2 separate regions of the Homo sapiens genome follow, and region 1 is linked to region 2. Evidence: chromatin contacts called from ENCODE Hi-C or POLR2A ChIA-PET data. All regions are on one chromosome and are shown on one strand. The core of a region is the stretch at or near the end of the contact, and the rest is flanking DNA. Distances in the headings are between cores, read along the strand shown.

Region 1 (2,783 bases), core at 188-2,687, 99 kb before region 2:
GAGTCTTGAGCCTAGGCCACAGAAAAGATGGGGTGGGGAACACACCCTGCAAACTTGGGCCCTCCCCTGCACTTTGGCCTTTGGGCAGATTCCTTGCATTGCGGATCTTTGGAGTTTACACCTGGGTCCAAATCCAGCTTCTGCCACTTAGCAGCTATTTGACCCTGGAGACAAAATCCTACATGCCTGTAAGCCTTGGTTTCTTCATCTGTAAAGTGGGGATAACAGGTCCGCCATCTCCTCTAGTTGTTGAGAGAGTTAGATGTAGTGTGATAGTGTAATTACCTGCACAGCTTTACCTGGGGGTAGAGGGCGGGGGAGGAGGTTCTGGGAACATGAAACTTTCAGTAGTAAAATCTGGGCACGTCCGGGGAAGCCAGAATGAGTTGGTGTTCCTGTGAGACCTAATATGCAAAGCACGGAGCACAGTGCCTGGCAGAAAACACACCCAATGCCCCAAACCCGCTGTGCATTCAAAATTCACAGCCCACTCCTCAGCTGCACTCCCTCCCTCAGCGCTGCCTCACTGTGAGAGATTTGCCACCCAGAGCCCCTGAGTCGAGGAGCAAAACAAAGCTAGTGCTGCCCTCAGTGCTCCCCTCCCCATAGTGGAACCCCTTTGTCCTCAGAACCCTCCCCTCCCCCACCCAGGCAGGCTGTGTGCCAGCAGCAATTACAGAATCTCATATTCACAGAAGCCTGCACGTGCAGCCCACGATCAGCAGTAATTAGGCAGCTAAAGGAGTTTGAAAGCCCATCAGCCAATCCGGGGAGGGGGTGCTGAATGGGACAATCAGCCTCACCAGGCAGGGGGCTGGGGGCAGGGAAAGAGTGGGACTCTTGTCGAGGGGTGGAGGGACAGCCATTGAAACAGTTCCCCTCACCCCTCTACAGCTGTCGTGTACAATGGCAGGGTGGGGGTGAGCTTGCCGGGACTCGAAAAGCACAGGGCAGACTGGCACGGGGGAGAAGGGGTGGGTGGGCCGGGCTGGGTGTTCTGAAGACAAGGCCAACCTCACCACCACCAGTGGGCCTCCGAAAAACATATCTCCTACAAGTGTCCCAATGGCCTTGGTTAGGAGTGTATCCAGGCAGGTATCCTCTCCCTGCTAGGAAGTTGCATCCCCTCGATGGGAAAGAACTCCTAGAGCAGTGCTTCTCCAACTGTAAAGTGCTAGCAAATCACCAGGTTCTTGCTAAAATGTACATTCTGGTCCCGTGGGACCAGGAAGGGGCCTAGAATTCTGCATTTCCAACCAGCTCCCAGATGCTGTCAATGCTGCTGGTCTTGGACTGCATTTTGAGGAGCAAAGTTCAGTGCATCTCTGAGGATAGGGCGGGCAGATGGAAGGGAAAGACCCTGGAGTCATTTACCCACTACTTGACCTTGGGCAAGCCCCCTCGATTCCTAGGGCCTCATTTTCCCGATAGCCATCCTGCCTGCGGCTGGGGCTGGGCTGAGAATGAAAGGAGAAAACAGCTAGGTACATGCCCTTGAGAGTCGCAGACAGGCTTTTATGGGGAGGGGACCAGAGCTCAGCTCAGCTCAGCTCAGCTTGGCCTTGGAAGCCCTGGGTGCGGGTAGGGAGCAACTGGAGCTCAAATTTTGGAACAGGCTGGTGAGACTCCTTTTCTCACCTCTTGCTCTTGGGGGTCCCTGGGTAGTTTCTTGGTCCCCCAGGGCGGTATGCGGGGGTGAGCAAACACCAAGAACTTGGCCCAGAAAACCCGCTCTGTGTCCTTCCCCAGACTCAAGCTCGTGACTGCCCTTCTGATCTGGGCTCTCTCTACTCCAAGCCTCTGTGCACGTGGTTCTAGATGCCCGGGACACATCCCCCCCCTTCACCTCACTCACTCCTGGGAGCCCCCTGGCCTCAGTTTCCCCCTTCCACATGCAGACTCAGCCCCTCCCCTGACTTCAGGACCAACGGAACAAGAGGCTGCAGGTTGCTAGGCAGTCAGGGTCCCAGATACCTCATTCTGGGCATCTGGGTACCCCTTACCCCAGGATAGGGGTCTGGCTCTGCTCTGCCTGCTCTAGCCACAACCCCAGGAATGCTCACCTCCAAGGCCTGGGGGAACAGCTCCCTGCTACTGGCTGCTGCCAGAGGGTGAGGGCCTGGTGAGGTTCCTCCAAGTGAGGTACCCCCTATCCCTGGGTAACAGGGGCCCCTGGCAGAGCCCAGACCCACAGCCCCCGGGCAGCAGTCAGGTCAGGCTCCTGCACTGCCTCTCCAGGCTGGAAACTGCAGAGTGTGCGAAAAGTCAGAGGGGAATGGGCAGTTACTGTCCAGTGGGGATAGAATTTCGGTTGTATAGGATGAAAAGAGTTTTGGAGATGAATAATGGCAACAGTTGCCCAATGTAATTAATGCATTTTTTTTTTTTTTGAGACAAAGTCTCACTCTGTTGCCCAGACTGGAGTGTAGTGGCGCGATCTCAGCTCACTGCAACCTCCACCTCCTGGGTTCAAGCGATTCACCTGCCTCAGCCTCCCGATTACAGGCATGCACCACCACACCCAGCTAATTTTTGTACTTTTTGTAGAGCTGGAGCTTCACCATGTTGGCCAGGCTGGTCTTGAACTCCTGGCCTCAAGCGACCCACCCACCTCAGCCTCCCAAAGTGCTGGGATTACAGGTGTGAGCCACCATGCCAGGCCTATGAATGCATTTAATGCCACTAAACTGTACATTTAAAAATAGTTAAGATAGTAAACTTTATGTTATGTGCATTTGGCCACAATAAAAAACAATTCAGAGAGAAGAATCTGGCAGTGGCTG
Region 2 (2,700 bases), core at 157-2,656:
ATTATTTACTTGTATTTATTTTATTTACTTTAAAAAAATAGAGATGGGGTCTCACTGTTACCCAGGCTGGTCTCAAACTCCTGAGCTCAAGGGATCCTCCCATCTCGGCCTCCCAAAGTGCTGGGGTTGCAGGTGAGAGCCACCATGCCCAGCCTCAAGTATTTCTTGTAATCTCTTAGAGTAGGTGCTATAATCACCAGATGGATTAATAGGAAGGATAGATGACTGGAATAGCAGCAGCGGGGCTGCTGGCTAAGGTGTGGGTTGTTTCCACTCTATGAAATCCTGCATAGTACTAGCTTATCTAACTTCTAAATTTACACTATTTAGTATCTTATTATTTTGGATTCCAATATCTTCTTTTCTAAAGTCTTACAAAAAATATCAGTATTTATGACTTGACTGACCTTTTTATACTCCACTCTTCCCAGCAGTGTACAAAAAACCCACAACCAATTAGCAAAGGAAACACTAGGACCTCCAATTCATTGGGTGCTCTCATAGTCTCTACCGCTAGACTTGGTTTTACAATCATCTCTCCTGGCAATACAAACAGGATTCACATTCTTCACAAGGGCTAAAAAGAGGAGTGGTTAGAGGGCTCAACTTGCTGTAGCTCAATCACCCTGAGGTGAATAGGAGCCCCTAACATTTGCAGAATTCAGCTGATGAAGGATACAGTTTATCCAGAGGTAATTTGCTAGAAAAACAAGGCTTTTGGCATCTAAACCTCCAGTGCATCACAAACTTCCTGCTATTATCTAATAACACCCCCCAGCCATCACTGTTTCCATGGTAACCGACAGAGAAATAGCAGCCTGCCAAATGGCTTTTGTAGTTCCTTTTCCAGCTTGTTTTTTTCAGTATAGAATTAAAACTAGCTGGGAAAAGAACCAGACTAATCTTTGCAAACAGGAACACAATGTAGTTTGAAAAGTACAACTGGGTTTGGGACAAGAAGTATAGAAAACCTTTAATAATGCCAGCCTGATAGAATAAAAAAGGTCTACTGAAGTATATTTGATAAGCTTTATGACAGTCTTAAGACAATATAGCCTGACAACAGCCAGAATATAGATAAGGTGCCCTTCACTTAGTCTTTGATTTGAACTAAACAAAAAAGGAATCGGAATGAATGTAAAAGCAAGCTTAAACAAGTCTACTATGCCCCTGAGGAATGACAGTAATATCATTAAAGGAAAGGGTAATTTACTCTAAAATCAAAATGAATGAGCAGCACTTGGCAGACTTGGACCACAGGACAGTGAAAAAAAAAAACAAAAAACAAAAAACCGGCACCTTGGAGGAGTGAAATGTTTAATCCGAGAGATGATGTCTACATGAAGCTGACTGAGCTGATGCATGAATCAGAGGGCACTGGTGCTTACGAAACAAAGATCTCCTTACCGTCTCAGCACAGAGAGAAACTGTTAGGAATACAGTGTGTGGAACTGGGGCAGCTTTCAGTAGATCAGCAGTTAATGGAGATCTGCTCAAGGTGCCAGACTACAAAATAAACAGCTGCTGCAAGGGTGGAGGAATTTGAATTTTTAAAAAATCAAGACTATTTCTCTTTGAAAGTGGCCCAAAACAGACGCTTTTCTGTCTCAAAACTGCACATTTGAACAAAGTGCAGGAAATCTCATGACTCTTCCATGTCCGCCTGAGATGCGAAACTGTGACTCAAGTCAAATAGGCATTAACTTCTCCTCCGATGGGTCAAAGCTAATAGGAGTTTGAAAGATTCCCTCCCACAACCTCTAATAAACCCTGAACGTCTCGGTGACAGACATGAAAATTACAATCTGTAGTAGCACACTGAGATAGGTCTCTAAGAGTTACAGGAAGTCAGACTCCTACAAATCCCACACAGAAGACTAACCTAATTTTTACTTTTTAAATTATGCTTTACCTTGGGCTGTATGAATCATGAGTCATGTTCTCATCACCTGAGTTTATAAAGAAAAGTAGACAAAAATGTGCAATAATCGCTTCCTTTCAATCCTTTGGAAAAAAGGATTATTTATAAGATAAAGATGATGCACTTTAAGGTATATTTCCAAGGCCATCAACTCAAAGAAAGGGTTCTGCACTTCGAGTTTAGCTACATTTGTAGAGCCCCAGGTTTTTGGAAATCCGTTAGTGAGACCTGAAGGAATCTTCAAAAGTTTAAACTTGTATCCTGTTTACACAAAAATGGACTTTACAGGTTCTGGGGAAAAAAGGTCACTTTTTACTCATGTGTGATTATAATTTCAAACATATTAATATTCAATTTCCCAATCTTAAACAAAAGCCAGAATTGAGATGATATACAAAAACTGCATGAAATTCAATCATAGTTAAGACTAGGCCAGAAGCCAAAACTTACTACAGTCAACAACCTGAAGTACCAACATGTTTATATTTCTTCCCAAATCCCTTTCCTCAGGCAACTTTGTTAAAATCTCAGGCAAATTTTCTTACTTATTGGATCAGTATTTTAATCAAATCAGCTACCATCGTCATAGCGCAGATTCCCTTGCCACTGGCAGACAATTATGTGGACTTTACCACTTCTGAGTATTTCATGGCCTGTATTATCATTCATGTTCATCAAAATAGGCTCCAAGAAGGCTGAGGAGAAGAGAAAGCTACAGCATGGGGCACGGCAGGATAAAGCGCTGTTCCAAATGCTTGCCCACAGGAACAATGTATGTA

The links. Hi-C counts contacts between places; a loop is a spot of excess contacts on that map. ChIA-PET counts read pairs that join two places held with the same protein, here RNA polymerase II (POLR2A). Pooled maps may share reads with other maps.
Region 1: a map of posterior vena cava shows a loop between it and region 2 (4-fold over the local background). The contact joins two enhancer-like sites. A Hi-C loop is called at or near these places in 2 of 168 maps with a recorded cell type or tissue (gastrocnemius medialis and posterior vena cava) and 2 of 50 pooled maps. POLR2A ChIA-PET finds 5 or more read pairs at or near these places in 5 of 52 experiments (AG04449, CD4-positive, alpha-beta T cell, H1 and 2 more).

Annotation. Positions count from the first base shown.
Region 1 is chr11:44,003,250-44,006,032 of GRCh38, reverse strand. It overlaps a transcript of ACCSL not described here. Among named protein-coding and RNA genes, the nearest start is that of ACCSL, 43 kb to the left of the region's middle. RefSeq lists an enhancer at 297-1,158. Within about 2 kb of position 1,437, at least 3 of the 41 ENCODE cell types and tissues checked have a DNase peak (open chromatin) inside an H3K27ac peak, as active enhancers do.
Region 2 is chr11:43,904,021-43,906,720 of GRCh38, reverse strand. All of the region lies in intron 8 of ALKBH3 (alkB homolog 3, alpha-ketoglutarate dependent dioxygenase), which reads right to left. Among named protein-coding and RNA genes, the nearest start is that of ALKBH3-AS1, 16 kb to the left of the region's middle. Within about 2 kb of position 1,406, at least 8 of the 41 ENCODE cell types and tissues checked have a DNase peak (open chromatin) inside an H3K27ac peak, as active enhancers do.